Regions from separate parts of the Homo sapiens genome. Here all the other regions are linked to region 1. Evidence: read pairs that join two places in POLR2A ChIA-PET (ENCODE). Cell type or tissue: PC-9. All regions are shown on one strand. Links, peaks and the distances in the headings refer to the core of each region. The heading gives the core; the rest is flanking DNA.

The links. ChIA-PET counts read pairs that join two places held together with the same protein. Peaks named below come from ENCODE experiments on the same cell type or tissue, not always from the same donor. Only the 100,000 strongest peaks of a DNase experiment are listed, where the experiment ranks them.
Region 2: POLR2A ChIA-PET joins it to region 1 with 5 read pairs; 1 of 35 experiments calls an interaction of 5 or more read pairs at or near these places.
Region 3: POLR2A ChIA-PET joins it to region 1 with 7 read pairs; 1 of 35 experiments calls an interaction of 5 or more read pairs at or near these places.

What each region holds. Positions count from the first base shown.
Region 1 is chr17:17,016,360-17,022,707 of GRCh38, forward strand. No RefSeq gene overlaps it. Among named protein-coding and RNA genes, the nearest start is that of MPRIP, 23 kb to the right of the region's middle. RefSeq lists an enhancer at 3,413-4,360. In PC-9, for the core only: a CTCF peak has its summit at 3,394; DNase peaks (open chromatin) are centred at 2,462, 3,732, 4,702 and 5,252; H3K4me3 peaks cover 2,109 bases; H3K27ac peaks cover 5,000 bases.
Region 2 is chr17:17,932,951-17,939,298 of GRCh38, forward strand. All of the region lies in intron 1 of TOM1L2 (target of myb1 like 2 membrane trafficking protein), which reads right to left. Among named protein-coding and RNA genes, the nearest start is that of TOM1L2, 36 kb to the right of the region's middle. RefSeq lists an enhancer at 5,980-6,069. In PC-9, for the core only: no CTCF peak of the experiment used is centred there; a DNase peak (open chromatin) is centred at 2,951; H3K4me3 peaks cover 324 bases; H3K27ac peaks cover 1,384 bases.
Region 3 is chr17:18,126,391-18,131,390 of GRCh38, forward strand. It overlaps MYO15A (myosin XVA), which reads left to right. Exons shown (of 66, transcript NM_016239.4): 5 at 1-66; 6 at 401-475; 7 at 685-775; 8 at 4,415-4,420; 9 at 4,849-4,952. Among named protein-coding and RNA genes, the nearest start is that of MYO15A, 20 kb to the left of the region's middle. In PC-9, for the core only: no CTCF peak of the experiment used is centred there; a DNase peak (open chromatin) is centred at 2,781; H3K27me3 peaks cover 978 bases.

The DNA.
Region 1 (6,348 bases), core at 661-5,660:
CCCACACCCACGGTGACACAGTGTTATCACAGTTTTGGATGATTGCCAATCTGATAGTTGAAAAATAGTCTTGAACTCTAGTTTCCATTTGCACTTCTCTGATTATAAATAAGGCTAAACATTGTTTATAAGCTCCAGGACCATTTCTACTTCCTGTTCTGTGAACTATCTGTTCATGTCCATACTTGTGGAAGTTTTTTCTATTGAAGTTTTATTTGTCTTATTGATTGTTAGGAGCTCTTTATATATTAAGGAAATTTGGATCTTGAGTAGAGTGACTTGAGGATGAAAGCAGAGAGAATTCATTCATCCAAGGGCTTCCCGTTCGGCTACCTAAAACTCATATCCAAACCAGTCCTTTCCAGGATGTGGTTTTTTACTTCTTCTTTTGGTTTTGTGAGCTAACCTATAACCTCCCAGCACATTCCTTGCTTGCTTTGCCTTGGCTAGACTTAGCCAGAGCTGATTTCAATGGTGTGAGGAGTCTTGATGTATCCACTCTCCCTTACCAGGTTGAGTCTGAGGGTCTGAGTTGATGTCGTCCCCATCTTCCAGCTGAGATTCCCTGCTTTTCTCTGTGGGTCCCTCAACTTCCAGGTCCAGGCAACTAGTGACCCTTCCTAGCCAGCTCGCTCAGGGGCGTTTGCAGCCTCCTCCGCCCTGTCCTCATGTCTAGGCCAGAGGTCCTGTTTTCTTCACTTGGAAGGTGATGTCGCTGATTGATTTAAGAGCTTGTTTGGGCTCTCAGCTCTGGGAGTGTAGGTAGTGGGTCTCCCTTGATAATTGTGTCCCAGAGCTTCAAAGGCCAGGGCCAGCAGGGCCCTTGGGGATTTTGGGGACCAATCACCACAGTGGACAGAGGAGATGCGGTGCAGAGGGGGAGCTGTCCCAGGTCACACACTGTGTTGGGGGACACATGTGGGTCCAGGAGACCCTTTCTGAATCACTGTTGAGGGTTCGTTCTTTCTCTTGGCAAGCACTCCTCAATGGCTGGATTCCCCAGCTTACAGGCAGGGCTGTGCCATAGTGAGCACCAACTCCACATGCAAAGGCAACCATAGCTGCCCTGTAGGCCAAGGACAGAGGAGCCTGTTTGGGGAAGTGGGGAGGTGGCTTGGAGAAGATGGCCTGGAAAGACTAGCTTGGGTTGGGGCATGGCAAGTGCAAAGGCCCTGAGGCAGGTGAGAATGAGCATTTTGAGCATGGAGGCCACAGGGAGAGGGTCCCACGGGCAGGGGTGTCGATCAGAGAGACCATCCTCCAACCAAGACCATGTAACCAAGACCTGGCAGAAATGGAAACAATGGGCAAAGAGCCTTCTAGGCAGGGGAAGTGGCCCAGGGAAGGCCGTGCAGTTGGAAGGAGCCGAAGCGCTGCAATAAAGTGTGGCTCCAGACTGGCTGGGACAGAGAGAGTGAGCCAAAGCAGTCAGGCAGGATGGCTTGGACACAGGTGGGATCCTGCTCGTTGGTCTGACAGGCTTTTATTCTGAGTGTACCTGGGAACACTGTGGTGGCCATGGTGTTTCTAGCAGGCAGGCCGTGGCACTGGGTGAGAGATGTGACTATGTGGGAGTGAGCACTCCTTCCATGGCCATGAAAAGGGCCTTAGAGATTGTGGCAGAAGCTTTCCCAGTACCCACACCCCAGGCCCGGCCACAAGGATATGGGCCGTGCTTCTGGCTGCCTGGGGCTTTCTCTGCGACACATTGCACCCCACGGGGAACCGCAGAACCAGCTCCATCACCATCAACCCAGAACTGCTGGCAGCCAATGCCCGTGAGAGTTGGGTTCAACACCCCAGCTGGCTGGCCGGGCTGGGGAGCCTCTGAGGTATGTTCTGCTCCCCCAGGGAGGGAGCTCCATGTGCCCACAGCGCTCCCTGTCACCCCCTCCACCCCGCCAGGAAGGGATCCTCCCCCAGGGATGGAGGTTCAGGTGCCCAGAGTGCTCCCTGGCACAGCCTGCCTCGGCTCTTTCTCTTGCCTGCCTCACTTCCTGCCTCATTTCCTGACTCAGCAACTGGTGTTTTCTGGACCCCTCCACATACGCTCAGATCCTCCTCTCAGGTCGGGGGAGCCCACCATAGCCAGGGCTCTTCCCAGAGACATACATGTATCCCCACTCTCAGGCCCTAGCCACTCGATGTCACCTGATGTTCCTGAACTATGACTCCCACAAAAGGTTGGGATCCATCCTTCCTGCTCACCGCTGAACCCCCAACTCCAGGCAGAGCCCCTGTGCATCGCAGACTCCTGGTAGGTGTTGTTGGAGGATGGTGAGGTGGGCCCTGAAGGCCAGGGAGGCTGAGGAAGAGTCCCCAGGCCAGGGAGAGAGAGGCTCAGCCAGACCTCCTGGGCCAGGAGCCCTCAGACCTCCCGCAGGTGAGGGACACGCTGTTCTGAACAGAGGCTGAGTGAGTTCTGTCCACAGCAATCCTGTCGAACCTGTCTGGCCGGGTACAGAGCTTCAGGGCCCATATCCACGCTCAGGGGCAGGTGTCCTCAGGCGAGGACCATCAGGCAGCTTTCCCCCTCCAGGGCCCCTCCCTAGACAGGGCTCACACCAGACTTGCCCAGGGCCACAGCCCAGGACAGAGTGTTTGGCCTGTCTAAGGCCCAATATAGATTCCAGAATTCATTCATGGTTGCTGAACATTCCAGTTCAGCTGGGGACATGGGACGGGCAGGAGGGGTCTGCTGCCTAATCTGATGGATCTTCCATCCTGGTGGGGCAGGGGGCAGATGAGAACCAAGTGGGCACACAGGGAGATGGGAACTCAAGGCAGGGGGATGGTGGCAGCTCCATGGGCAGCTCTGAGGGCCAAGGACAGAGGAGGTTGTTTTGGGGGAGTGGGGAAGGTGGCTTGGAGGGGGCGGACTACAAAGACTAGCTTGGGTTGGGGCATGGTGAGTGCAAAGGTCCCGAGGCAGGAAAGAATGAGGATTTTGAGGTCCTGAACAGAGGCTGGCAGTGGGGAGAAAGGACATGGCAGCGGGGGTGGGGAGCAGGCCTCAGGGCCAGGAAGCCATGGGGGCAACCAAGTGTGGTTCTGGGGGCATGGAGGAGCCAAGAGGAGAGGGTGAGGTGGAAGGTGGCCAGACTCGATTTGTGTTTTTAGCAGACTCTGCAGTCAGGACTTGGGATCTGGACCACAGGAAGGGAGAGCGACAGCTGGGATGTGACCATTTTCACTGCAGGGCACCTGGGAAGGGGAGAGGGCGTGAAGTGGCCCAGACGTGGCTTTCCATTGGTGACCTCGTGCCCCACTCTCCACTGCCCCTTTTCACTTAACACTTCAGGAAACAGGTTCAGAGAAGGGAAGGGAATGGCCCAAGGTCCCTTGGCCCAGAATTGTACCTAGACAGGTGCACCTGGTCCCAGACTGCTCTCTTCTCACCACCCCACACTGCCCCCAATCTGTCAGGTAAGAAACTTTGGGTGGGAAGGGAGAAGGAAATTGAACCAGGGAGGTGATTACTGCCTCTCACACACAACTGGGCAGCAGGCGAAAGGCCAGGCGGCCCAGCCCCCTATCCAGGGTCCCCAGAGCTTGTTATTGGTATGTTGTGCTCACCTCCCTGTCCAGGAGTGAGAATTGGCTGTGTCTGACTCCTTGGGAAGGCTGTGTCCCCAGCCTGGGCCCTGTGGGTACTTAGTCATCTCGCACCCCAGAGTCACTCTGACCCCCGATGTGAACTGACCACTGAGCTTCAACAAATTAAGGGCCAAGTGCAGGAACAAAGTTGGATCCCACCCTCTTCTGCTTCCTCAAGCCACGGCCCGGAGTGATGAGCCACCTCCGCTCTGACCTCACCTCCTCCCAGCTCCCTGACTCCTTCGGCGGGGGGCCTGGCCAGCTTGTTCGGCCACTCTGGGCTCCAGGCTCTTCAACTGGAAAGAGATGCTTGTGGAGTTCCTCATGGCAAGTCTGGGCAAGCCAGCCTGACGGCCAGCCTGCGACTCCTTGTCCAGAACTCTGTCAACTCCACCAGTGCCTGTCACGGAAACCGCATGGCCACCAGCTTCAGGTGACAGGCCTCTTGCCTGGGTGATGAGCTTCCCAGGCCCATGCTATGGTGTGCGCTTTTTCACAGGAAGAGGATCGAGAGCAAGGGTCCCATTCTGGTGGTCCTCAGCCCGCATCTGGCCCACAGATGTTTAATTGGGCTGACATAATATATAGTTTTACCTTTTTTTTTTTTTTTTTTTTGAGACGGAGTCTCACTCTGTTGCCCAGGCTGGAGTGCAGTGGCGCCATCTCAGCTCACTACAAGCTCCGCCTCCCAGGTTCACGCCATTCTCCTGCCTCAGCCTCCCGAGTAGCTGGGACTACAGGCACCCGCCACCACACCCGGCTAATTTTTTTGTATTGTTAGTAGAGACAGGGTCTCACCATGTTAACCAGGATGGTCTCGATCTGCTGACCTCGTAATACGCCTGCCTTGGCCTCCCAAAGTGCTGGGATTACAGGCGTGAGCCACCGTGCCCGGTCTAGTTTTACATTTTTAATGCATTGCCAACATTTGAACATGAGTAGCTTTCACACAGAAAGATGGCTCTTTGGCTCCTCTGAAACACTGGACGACCGGGTGCCCTGCAGGGCCACAGTGAGCCAGAGGTGGGGGACATGGGCTCCAGACAAATCCCATGCCGAGCAGACCATGCCAGCCATCAACACCGCAGGCCTGGCCCTTGGGCATTGGAGTAATGGGTCTAGAATTTCCTTCACATTGTCAAAGGAGCCTGTGACCCAGAAATGGTAAGTAAGGTCCGATTCTCACCAACAAAGCAGGCATGACCTCAGACAAGTCCCTACCCTGCTCTGGGCCTCAGTTTCTCCTTTAGTGAGGAGGTGGGTGAGGGTCCTGTCCTCCTCCGGGAACTGGCGATTTGGGAAGGCAGAGACATTCCCAGAATCCGCCGGAGTCCTGAAAACACCCACGCCCTTTGTCCCAGCAATCCTGAGAAAGGCCACACTGATAAAGCTGTGGGTGGCCAGATGACAGCATTCTTGGGCCTCAGACGAAGTGGGAGGGGCCCACCCGCTTAGCTCCTCATAGCCCAGGGGAGCGGGGACAGTGCCTGCTGGGGCCGTGGGCAGCCCGGTGCCAGCCCCTACTGGCATTTCGATGATGCCACAAGTGCCGTGCCACAGCAGGGAGCCGCACAGTCATATTTTGCAAGGTTTTGAGGAAAGAATGCCAGTGTGGTAGGAGGGGAGACCAGTCCCCTCCCTCCCACCCCTCTGGGCTCCATCTGAAGCTGGTTCCTGAGAAGCACGATTGTGCCTTTTCACTGAAGGAGGGGCCCCCAGCTGTACTATGGACTTACTGACTTGTTTCCCAGCTCAGCCTGCCCCGGAGCAGAGCTAGGCAGGACCTTGGTGAAGAGGGTGCAGGGCTGGCCTGGCCTGGTCATGACACTGGGATAAGGAAGCCTGCTCTCCTCCCACCACTTCCAGCTCACAGGGGAATCTGAAACAGCCTCTCCTTTAGGGCTAGGGTTGCCTTTCAGCCACAGCGCCTATAAACCCATCACGGCACAGTGTTTGCCAGATAAGGCATCATCTTGGGTGAAAAATGTAGATTTTTCATCCTACGCAAGTAGGATGAAATCCAAATGGACTTATGGAGACACAGACACCTTTGTTTCAACACCTGGCCACAAGGCCCCCCAAAAGCTTCTATAAACAAAAGGGCTGACAGACCTAGCTCATCCGGTAGGCCCAGATCTTCCTTGCCCGGGGTGCCATGCAGGCAACCCACCCCGGGCTAGGGCAGTGGAGGCTTGATGACCAGGTGAGCTTGGGAGTCCCTGGGCAGAGGCAGGTCTCAGTCCCAGGGCCTTGGGTCTGCTGCTGGGTGTGATGAGTTAATAAGGAGGGCATGGTGTGCAGAATGAGCTCGGGTCCTGGCCATGGGACATCTGGCCAGCACTGTGCCCCTTGGAGCCCATCTTTCCATGGGATCATTAGAGTCCTTCTCTTGCAGCTGTTGGGAGAATGAAACACAAGGAAAGCCCAGGACCAGTACCAGGCACAGGGTCAGTGGCGACAGGTGAGACCACTCCATGTCCCCAGACACATCTGTCCTCTGAGCCTTTCACCTTGGGCTTGCCACTGGACTATCTCTCAAGTAGAAGGGGCTATGGGCGCCCCTCCCTGGTGGTCAGCAGTGGGGTGACCACCTCCTAAGGCAGTGAGTTCCCCATCAATGCGCGTGGCGGTTACTGAAGTGGGGCTGGGGCTGGAGCTGAGCCTGCTGGCTGGGAGAGGGGAAGGCTGCAGTGGCTGGGGAGCCAGGTCCAACCCAGCAGCCTGGTGGCCCCTTCCCACTCTCAGGGAATA
Region 2 (6,348 bases), core at 718-5,717, 920 kb after region 1:
CCCTTGTAAAATATTAAAACATTACCTTATCAGTTATGATTGCATTCAGCTGCAAGCAATTAAAAAACTAACAGTCGTTTAAACAGATGGGGGTTATTTTTCTCAGGGAACAAGAAGAAATCTAGAAGCAGGCAGTATAGAGCTGGAGTGGATTTATGGAATCCACTCAAGGATTCCATAAAGGACCCAGGAACTTTTTGTCTTCTTCCTCTGCCATCCTTGGCCTGAGGCTTCCCTCCTTTCCATCCTTCCAGCTGCAAGGCACCACTGCTCTACCTGGCAGTCTATAAAGCAGGCAGGAAGAACACGAAAGGGCCAAAGGACTTTGCCATCTTATTTATGAAGAGGTGCTCTCCTCAGGAGCTCCTGCCTCTTGTTCATAGGCCAGAGCTGTGTCATACAGTCACCCCTAGCTGCAAGGGAAACTAAGTAAGAGAATATAGCTGGGCACATAGGCAATCCAAACAAAATCAGACTCCGTCAGAAAAGAAGAAATGAGGAACAGGTATTGGGAGCCTGTGGAACAGTGTCTACTGCAATTACAGATGAGGTTCATATTCCCTTGGGGCCTCTTTCCCTTGACCCCCATCAATCCTGGCCTCATGGGCTTTTCACCAAGCTCCCCAGGAGGTTCTGATGCCCCCTAAGCATCATTTTGAGGGCCACCACCACACTTACAGTACTTATGCAGAGGTCTAGATCTGGCTTTAAAATGTTTAGCCTGGTGGAGCCATAATAGTTGTCTGATGGATATTTACTCTCATCCTCTTTCCTTCCCCTACAAGTCACCCAGAAAACCCACTCGTTTGTTACAACCACAACTCAAGTTTGCCTAAATGGCCTTGCTCAGCATCCAACACTGGGGTGTGAAAAAGTATTGGCTTATTTTTTTAATCAAATCCATCCTTCAAAAGATGATGATCTGCCACCCTAGACAATATTTAAAGAATGTGACTTGGGCCCAAAACATGGCTGAAGCATGAGACCCTGCCTGAGATGACAGTATTATCCCACAAGGTGACTCACTGCCTGGAAAGGCTTGCCCCTAATCCACAGACACATTTAGATACTAGGTTAGGAAAAAAAAATCTGAGTAGGCAAGTGTGCATCACACATTAAGTGGGGGGAAATCAAGACACAAACTAGTATATTTTTTATATTTTATATTAAAAGTATGTACAGTTTTATATTAAAAGTGTATACCTGGCTGGGCATGGTAGCCATTTTCAAAGTGCTCCAATCCCAGCACTTTAGGAGGCCAAGGTGGGAGGACTGCTTAAGCCCAGGAGTTCAAGACCAGCCTGGGCAACATAGTGAGACTTTGTCTCTACAAAAACAGTGTTGAAATTAGCCAGATATGTTGGTGTGCTCCTGTAGTCTCAGCTACTTGGGAGGCTGAGGGAGGGGTATCACTTGAGCCCGGGGATCAAGGCTGCAGTGAGCTATGATGTCATTAAATCCAGCCAGGGAGACAGAGTGAAACCCTGTCTCAAAAATAAAAACCACACAAAAAAACAGTATATACCTAGGCAAAGGAACAAAGCCTGAAAGGCTAGCCCCTGATACGGTAACAATGGCAAACATCTTAGTAGTGAGAGTAATTATGTCTTACTGTGTTTTGTTTTGTTTTGTTTTGTTTAGGGGGATAATTTCTAAAATTTTTCTCCTAAAAATACATATTTATTTTGTAACAAGATTTATGATTTTTAAAAATGTGTCGACCTATACAGCCATCAGAAATAACAATATGCGATATTTCATCTTATCTGGTCTTTGGGTAAAATTAAAAGGCAAATAAGAACGGCATCCAAAGCAAGGGCATGACTGTGTATGCAGGGCACGGTGACAAGGCCACTGCCTACAATGGTAGTGTTTTAACAATCTGAAATCATTCAGATTTAACAGGGGAAAACCTTCAGAATGAAACACAGGCTCCAGGTTCCTGAGATTTCCTAATAGAGAAGCTGCAAAGAGAAATGCGGGTTCATTACTCAGCCACCGTGCTGCACTCAGCTATCCTGCACATAGCAATTAGAGTGGAACTCAGGGCACCATGTGCACTGCATACAAAGCCAGCCACCCTCTGAGAGGAACCAAAATGCACAAGACCCCACAGCATAGAAAGCAGCCAGCTATTAAGAAAAGTTTTTCCAATTGGTACATTCTCGGCAAACCCTTGCCCACAATTTCCTCAGGAAGCCTCTGTGGCTATCAAACAAGCAAACTAATAAATACATTAATAGGCAAGATCTACAAGTTGGATGCTGTTAACTTTGGGGAGGCAGCTGAACTGTGAGTCAGGTCTAGGGAGGTAACTTCATACTGAAGGCTCTATTCTCTATACATCTTTCTACTCTAGCAAATGCTTATAATCTGTTGGCAAATAACAGCCTTAGCTGAGCTTCTTCTGAAACAAAGATGCCCCCAGTTGTTAAGAACTCCTTGATTTAAATTGGGCTTGCTGCATTCTGAACCTCTTCCTCCAAATCTGAATGGCAGAAAAGTGACCTTCTCCACATCCTCTTACTGCTCTTTCTTGTCAGTAGACCTTGAGCTTGCCGAGCTGTGCTTTCCAAGGTCCTGGTAACTGTGCCTGCTCTAGGAGGTAGCTTAGAGGACTGGAGAAAGCAGAGGATGGTGCACCTGGAAGCCCCAATCCTGGTCCCAGGGACCCAGGGCAAGTCACCTCCTCCCTGGGTCTCTATGGGATCCAATGCAAAGCTGAATTATACACCTTATTATACCATCTCTAAAGTCCACCAATGATGCCATCATGCTCCAAGAGCCATTAGGACATAAGGAACGAGGTCACAAGTGATGAAATACAGTTGGCAAATCAACCTAAAAATATTCAACCTCAGCAGGAATTACAGAAATGAAAATTTAAGTGAAATGCACTTCCACCTATCAATTTAGCAAATTCTGAGGAATGACTCACACTGGTGGTGCCTGCCTTGTGCAACAGTCTGAACTGGTCTCCCAGAAGGGAGGTCTTCCCCTCCTATCCTACCCAGTCCATCCTCCACCCAGCAGCTAGTGGCTTTTCTGGAATGCAAATCTCATCATGTCACTGGCCTGCATTTATAGCTCCTTTACGGTTTCCCACTGCTGTTAGGACAAAGTCTACATTCTGTCACTTGGCCTCGCTTGCTCCTGCCCTGTCTTCCTCTGCAGCCCATCTCTCTCCACCCTCCCTTCGGCCTCTGGCCTTAGCTCCCCCAGGCGTGTGCCCTTCAGCAGCTCTGGGTTTTCACACATTCTGTTCTCTCTGCCTGGATATCTAGGACAGTCTCTCCCCACCATCCTATCTGCTTCTACTCTTGTTAACATTTAACACCTTCAGGATGTGGCCTAAAACCCTTCTTCCAGGAAGTTTTCCCCAACCCTGTTCCTCACACTAGTGCCCCTGCCCCAACCTGGGCCAGGTTAGGTGGGGTCTCCATAAAAACTAAGCATATGTAAAGCAATATAAATTTTTTGGAGAATAAGAAACTTAAAAACAAGCATACCCTTTGACATGGTAATTCTATTTAAAGGAATTTATTATATGTAAATAATCTGAAATGCAAAGATATAAGCCCTAAGATGTTTATCACTGCATTAATTATAATAGCAAGGAAAAAAAGAAAAGAAATAATCTAAATGTCCAACATTAGAGGAATGGTAACATGAAATGCAATGTATTCATCCACATAAGGGAATATTATGTAGTCATTTAATAATGATATTTATAAGCTGTTTTTTAATTAAAAATGATTATTCTATATTAAGTGGGAAAAACAGGGCACAAAATTGTACTTACAGCATTATCTCTGTAAAGAAAAATGTTTTAATAATACAGGAAGAAAATACACCAAAATGTTTATAGTAGTAACCTTTGTGTAGTGGGATAATGAAAATTTTTCTCTACTTCTCTACATTTCTTTCTGCTTTCAAATTTTCAGGGGAAAAAGGCTTTTTAACAGTCTAAGTTCAACCTCTTTGATTCTTCCACATTGTTCTAAAGCTGCCTCATACCATGAGGGCTCAGAGTTGAACTGGCCTCTTGTACCCTGCCGTGCTGACCTCCCACGATCTTTCTGCTTAGGGTCTCCTGACCCATAGCATGTTGTGACAAATGCCAGGGGAGCAGAAAGAAGGCTGGAGGCCATCTGTCCCTGCAGCCCCAAAGGATAAAGGAGAGCAATGCCTGGCAAATTGTCCCTACTCCAGTGGTACATATTCCAGAGTTATCTGGCAGGCTATTCAACATGAACCCTTCCTCCCACAGAAGTGATGATCATAAAAGCCTAATGAATTCCCTCCTCCGGTTTTGTAACAAGCATTCTACTGTAATCCTATTCAAGGAACACCGACATTTTTATTTTTATCTTTGATCAGAGTCAACCAATAAGGAAATGGTAGCCTGTGTGCCAATATCCACCCCTGATGAATAACCAGCCATGATCAATGCCTCACACCTGGGTCCCATCAGGCTCGGATTAGGGGACTTTCACAGGTAAGAATGGTGAGGGCCAAAGATCTGTAGCAAATGAAGGCTGTCACATATGAACCAGATGAAACAAAGGTTCTTTCCTGCCTTTTTGTGTCACCAGTGGGGGAGGGCCTTTCCCAGTGATTGAGGACCCCAAGTCATGCAGGCTTTGCGTCACCTGCTGGTATCATGTGCTCTCAGCTCATGAGCAGCTTTCTAAGGCTGACAAACTGCTCAGCAATGACACACAGCCCACATGCTACAGTCTCTTTTCCTGCAGGCTGTAGGAATGAGAAAGTGCAAGGATAAATGACACTAAATAATGCAGAGGTGAACACCACTCATGCAAGAGCATAACAAAGTACATTTGAGAGAGCTGCACAGTGGAGGGGGGCATGTGGAAAGGTTAGCACTCCACACTGGGCTCCAAATCATAGCTCTTAAGCTTAAAGACAGCTCCCGCATTGGTCTCCTTCATGTCTCACCAGTCCACCTGCATCTGACACTGCCTAATAGAGAACCACACTCCATTCCTGCCACTCACAGAAAGGTCTCCACTGATGTCCACACAAAGGCTTGACTGGGATTTTGCCATACGGTGGCTCTGCTTTGGAGGGCTCTCTCCAGAACACAATGCCACCAAGAGCAGAGACCTCCCTCTGTGTTACTCCCTCTCACCCAGCGTGGTGCAATGGGAAGAGGAGAGGACCCAGGACTACAGGTAGAAATGAGAGGGAGGCAGTTAGATCCAATTAAGCAAGTCATTTTCATTTAACTGGAGAAGAGACCAACGTGGGATGTGCTGCCTATGAGATAATGAGTTTTCCATTACTGGAGGTATACAAGTCTGGGCGGGTAGCCACCTGGCAGGACGTTCTAGAAGGGGTGCCTGCTGTGCCTAAGACCTTGCCCTCAGCAACCCAGAGAGCTCCTTCTACCTCTTAGACCCTTGGTGCCTTTGATTTCACTGCAGTGGCCTGAAGCTGCCTTCTTCACTGGTAACATAAGGCTGACAACAGTCCCGCTCTGACTAGGATGTTCTATATAATAAATGACTACCAGGAGAGGCACTGGGGAGGAATACAGGAGCCACTCAATCCTCCACTAGAGAATGGAGTGACGACGTGCTCTGGAAAAAGCCAATGAGACTCAAGATAGGCATGAGGTTACAAATCTCTCCAGATTCCACTTCTACCCACATACTCATAAATGCACAGGGACGCAACCCAGCAGGCAGATAGTCACAAACCAATACTACCTAACCTTTACTGACTTATAATATCCTACATGCCTTAACTCATTACTTTATTTAATCCTCACCATGAGGCAAAGGTTGAAAGGGTTTTTTTTTTTTTTTAATATTTTGTAAAGAGGTCTTGCTAAAGTGACCGCCCCACCTTGGCCTCCTAAAGTACTGGGATTATAAGCATTAGCCACCACACCCGGTCTAGGTCGAAACTTATAATTCTCACTTTCTATACACTGGGGTGGGGCCGCCCAGAGAAGCTAAATGACTTGCCCAGACACACACACAGCAAGCAGTGGCACCTGGACTAGAATTCCATTCTGTCTGACCTCTGAACCCAAGTGTTTCACCAATAAGTTATAATGCAGCTACTCAGTAATGGGATGAAAAGGATAAAATGAAGAACCTTGATATACAGACAGCCTCTAAGTAATTTGTTTCTACCCATTACTGAAGTATCTTCCATCTGAATTAAACCTTTGCAAAGAGAGGCCAGCCCTCTCTAGTGTGACTTTCTCTCCCTAACAGTGCCTAACTTTTGGTGTTGAGACGAATACCAGGCAAAAAGTTGGCAGCTGGCTTTTAGAGTTGAAAAGAACCTTAACTTTCATCTGATGGGAGGCCTCCC
Region 3 (5,000 bases), core at 1-5,000, 1.1 Mb after region 1:
GTTTGGAATCTATGGGCCGGAGCAGGTGCAGCAGTACAACGGACGGGCCCTGGGAGAGAATCCCCCGTGAGTGTCTCGGGGGCGCTGCCCTGGGGTCTCTTGGGCCCCTCTTTCCCCTGCTCTGGGAGCCTGGATCCCGGCTGCACCTGAGCCATGAGTCAGAGGTAATGGGGAAAGGCAGCCCACCTACTCAATCTGACAGTCTCTCCCCAGGCAGGGCCGAAGCTACAGGTTGGAGGCCACTGTCGTTCAGACCAGGATGGGGGTGGGAGCATTCCCCCAACAGGGTGAGGGGTGGGCAGGATTGGCTGTTTGGCTGGATACGGATGCTCCCTGCCCAATCCCTGGGAGGTGTGGGAGCTTAGAGGCAGGGGCCAGCTCTAATGACCTGTCTCCCCAGGCACCTCTTTGCTGTTGCAAATCTCGCCTTCGCCAAAATGCTCGATGCCAAACAGAACCAGTGCATAATCATTAGGTGAGTGGGCTGCCTTTATGTGGGGGATAAATGGGGGACCTTAGGTAGCAGGCCTGCATCTGGCCAGAACTGCTGTGGGACCTTGGAAGATTGCCTGGTACCTCTGGGTTGGCCCACCGTACATATCCTCTTGCTTCATGATGGGAGTCAGGGTGCCCCAGAAGAGGCAGCGAAAGGTTGGAGCTCACTCTGCCCCTTTGCTCGGTCAGTGGAGAGAGCGGCTCTGGCAAAACTGAGGCCACCAAGCTGATTCTGCGCTACCTGGCCGCCATGAACCAGAAACGGGAGGTCATGCAGCAGGTGAGTCTACCTGTCTCCCCAGGACCCTAGGCTGAACACCCTTTGATAAGCACACCTCATGTACTCCCGAAGAGGCAAGGCTCCTTGGCCCACCAGGAAGATGAGGAGGCTGAGTTCCAGAAGGGGGCCTTGCCCAGGGCTGCTTTTTCTGCCACCCTTCCCAGGGGTGTGCCTGAGGGGTGAGAGTTCCTGCCTGTCTGTGTTTCTGTGGCAGCTCCTGCTTCCAGCCCTCCGGGTCCAGTTCAGAGTGGAGACCACATAGGGAAGGGGAGTCCACATAGGGAAGGGGAGTCATCCCATCTCTCCCACCTGGCCTCACCTTCCTGGTCATGGCCCTGGGGCCACCATATTCTCACACCCAGAAGCTATGCAGCCCCCAGCGGTCAAGAGGCAGGGCAGGCCTGAGTGTGGGTTAGGGGTGGGGTGGGGGAGGCAGTAGATGCCAGGCCAGAGTCTGAAGGATTGGAGCTTTGCTGACAAAGACAGTGCTAAGCCCTCTGAGCCTGAGAATGGTAGAACTGCATCCGTTCCCTCAGTAAAGATCTACTGAAGACCTACTGTGTGCCAGTCCCAGGCTAGGCACTGGGGAGGGGTAGCGGCAACTCAGGCAAATGTTCACACCCTTATGGGAACTTCATTCTAGTGGTGGAGGTGGGAAGAAAAAAAAAGATATATATATATATATATATATATATACACTTATATAAGTAAATTATGTGTATGTGAAAGGGTAGGTGGTGAGTTGTGGAGGAAAAAAGTGAAGAGAAGGGTGGCGAGTGTTGGGGGTTGCAATCGTAAGTGTGGTGGTCAGGGTAGGCTGTACTGAGAAGACAAGAGAGTGGGCTCTAGGAAAGTCTAGGGGAACAGTGAAGAGGCAGAGGGAGGAGCGCCTGCACTTTGAGGTGCAAGCAGATTGGGTCCAGGTGCAGGTCAAAGCCAGCCAGCAACCTACAGAGAAGACAGACTGGGGTGTGAGAGGGAGAACTGTCGGAGGGTGACCCCAGACATTCGGTCTGAGCCACAGGCAGCATGGAGGCAGGCTGGGCAGTGGAGGAGGAGCAGGTTTGTTGAGAAGAGGTGTCTGCTAGGCATCTACACAGAGATGGCAGGGAGGTGATGGATGCACCACCAGCCTGGAGCTCAGGAGAAGGTGGGACTGGCCTGCCAGCTCAGACTCCAGAACCACAGACCCAGACTTCCCCAACCCTGGGGCCCACAAAGGTTTGCACATGGCACAATGTCCTAGCCAGGGGCGAGCCCAGCAAGGTGATCCTGGGGGCGTAGGTGGAGGCTGCTCAGGCTTTGCAGTCAGGTTCCAGCCTGGCCTGGCCCCCTCTGATGCCTGCCTTGGCCTGCCAGGGTCTCCCATCCCAGCCCAGGCCTCCTGATGACCAAACAGATCATCCCTTGCTCCAGAGTTTTCAAAACCTTTCAGGTCAGACTTGTGGAATGACTAGGTAGGTAGGCAGGGAAAGAAGTAAGTGTACCTCGTGCACCTCCTGTGGCCAGGCACAGTGCTGGGTTCCTTCAGTTATCGTCACACCGGAGCTTTACGGCAACCCTGGGAGGTAGGTACACTTGTATCCATTTATAGATGGGAACACTGAGGCCTAAGAAGGGAGGAGTGAGGTGGTGCAGGAGCTGAGATTTGCAGTCCATGGCAGAGAGCTGTCAGGGAGGACGGATGGAGCTGTGGATGTGGCTGAGTCTGGGAGTTTGTGTGTGCCAGGCACACAGAATGTGTGAGGATGTGCCTGCCAGCTGTGATGACCATGGGGCTCCTTTCCTAGACATGGCTCTTCCCTCCTCAGATAATCAAACAGTCCAGTTCAGTTTTAGGCATGGCTGGATCCAGAATCTTAAACAATGTTTCTTGTCTTGGCTCCACCCTCCCCCATGTATAGGCATCATCCTCAATCTGTCTCCTATTGGTCAGCAAGCTGGCACCATAATGATCAACCCTCCCAACATTTCAGAAATGAAACATTCAGAGCTCCGTCTCACTGGGCAAGTTTTGGTCATATGTCCTCACTGGAGCCAACCACGTAGCACAGGGAATGCTCTGCCCTGACTGGCTAAGGCCTGGACCACAGGTTCCACCCTTCTGGTGTTTACCCACTCCATCCGCTGGCTTTATGCCCTGCTGTATGCTGGGCACCGGGAACAGAGAAGCAGCCAACCTGTCCTCAAGGGCTTCCCAGACTAAGGGATAGTACACAGGAAAGCCCAGGCAGACCTTGACTTATTGAGCAATCACAGGCCAGCCCCATCCCTCTCTGGACCTCAGTTTACTCCTTTATGCAATGGGTGCAGTATTTCCTGGACTAAATGGGACAGATGGAGGGAACTGGCCCCATCCCCAAAATTACAGGTATTGTTTCTGTGGTGACTGGACCTCCTTTGCTTCTTCCCTAAAAGATTATCCTGAGGAAGTGCCTCAGCTGAAGAAAGTGCCACGTACACACTAGGCCCATGCTCATCACTCGAGTGGACTCTGGAGTCCCTGGGCATGTCATTTCACCTCTCTAAGCTTCAGTTTCCTAATCTGCAAAACAGGGGTGATATTAGTACCTACCTCATGGGATTGTTAACAACGGCATTATCAGGGCAATGTGTCTGGCACACAGTAGGTGCTTAAATAGGTGGGAGCTTGTGATCAGCCATGGTCACCCCTGGGCAGCTCTGCCCGTGAGATGGTATTCCTTTTGTTTTTTGTTTTTGTTTTTGTTTTTTTTTAGACAGTCTCACTCTGTCACCAGGCTGGAGTGCAGTGGTGCCATCTTGGCTCACTGCAATGTCTGCCTCCCAGGTTCAAGCAGTTCTCCTGCCTCAGCCTCCCAAGTAGCTGGGACTACAGGCGCCCACGACCACGCCCGGCTAATTTTTTGTATTTTTAGTACAGACAGTGTTTCACCATGTTGGTCAGGATAGTCTGGATCTCCGGGCCTCGTGATCTGCCCACCTCGGCCTCCCAAACTCCTGAAATTACAGGCGTGAGCCACCATGCCCAGCCGATGCTATTCCTTTTTCCATCCCTTTAGCAGATATTTTTGAGAGCCTATTAAGCACCAGGTCTGTGTAGACGCTGGGGACTCAGAGATGTGCAAACAGTAGATCCGTGCCTGTAGGATTTGACATTCTAGTGGGGAGACAGACAATAATACCCAAGAAAATAGAGAGTTTGCCAATGGGGCTGAGGGCTACTGGAGAGAGAATTCTGGTGGCCTTCCTGTGAGAGGTAAGGGGTTGGGGGGTGGGGCATGCAGGTGCGTGGGAGCAGTGACTTCCAAGCAGAGGGAACAGGAGATGCCAATGGTCAGAGGCAGGAGTGGGCCTGGGTGTCAGGGAACAGTGAGGAAGGCCAGGGAGGATCCTTGGCTGGTGGTAGCCATGGGGGTGGGGAGAAGAGGACATCCCCAGAGCTGTTTGGAAGGCAAACTCAGCATATTTTCATACCTTGGAGACCCCATGGCAGTCCCCAAGCCTGGACCCCTGGGGTCTCTGAGCCTCACAGGTTTTTACTAGTCCCTCCCTGGTCTGAGGCTCCTAGTCTCCTGGAGAGAGTGGTGGTCGGTCCTGCTAGTGACTCCATTCTGTTCTTGTCTGTCTCTTTGTCCTCCCTCCTGGACGCTCTTGAAGATAAAGGTACTCAGTGTGTGTGTGTGTGTGTGTGTGTGTGTGTGTGTGTGTGTGTGTGTGTGTGTGTCTGTCCAGGAAAATGCGTGTGGATGTGCCTGCTCCTGTGTGGGTGGAGGGACAGGCAGGAAAGGACATCCAAAGGCCTGTCCTAGGCAGGGCTGGGGCTTGTGGTCAGGGGCTGCTGTGGGGGGCCATGGAGGCTGGAATGGGGAAGCATGGGGCTTGCTGTGTGGGAGTTGGGCAGCATGGGGTGGGAAACACTGGGGGGCACTGGAGAGACCTCAGGATTCTCTAGGGAGCCCACCTCTGGTCATCTCTCATAAAGGGAGGTCCTTGGGAAGGCTCATGTCTGGGTGTCCCCAGCTATGCCCCCCACCCAGGCCCCCAGAACAGTGCCTAGCCCCTCAATTCCCACATCTCCTTCTGGAGTCCAGATCCTGGAGGCAACACCCCTCTTGGAGTCCTTCGGTAATGCCAAAACCGTCAGGAACGACAACTCCAGCCGCTTTGGGAAGTTTGTGGAAATCTTTCTGGAAGGGTGAGTTGGGACAGTGGAGGGCCTCCCAAAAGCCTTGCAGTGTCTTCC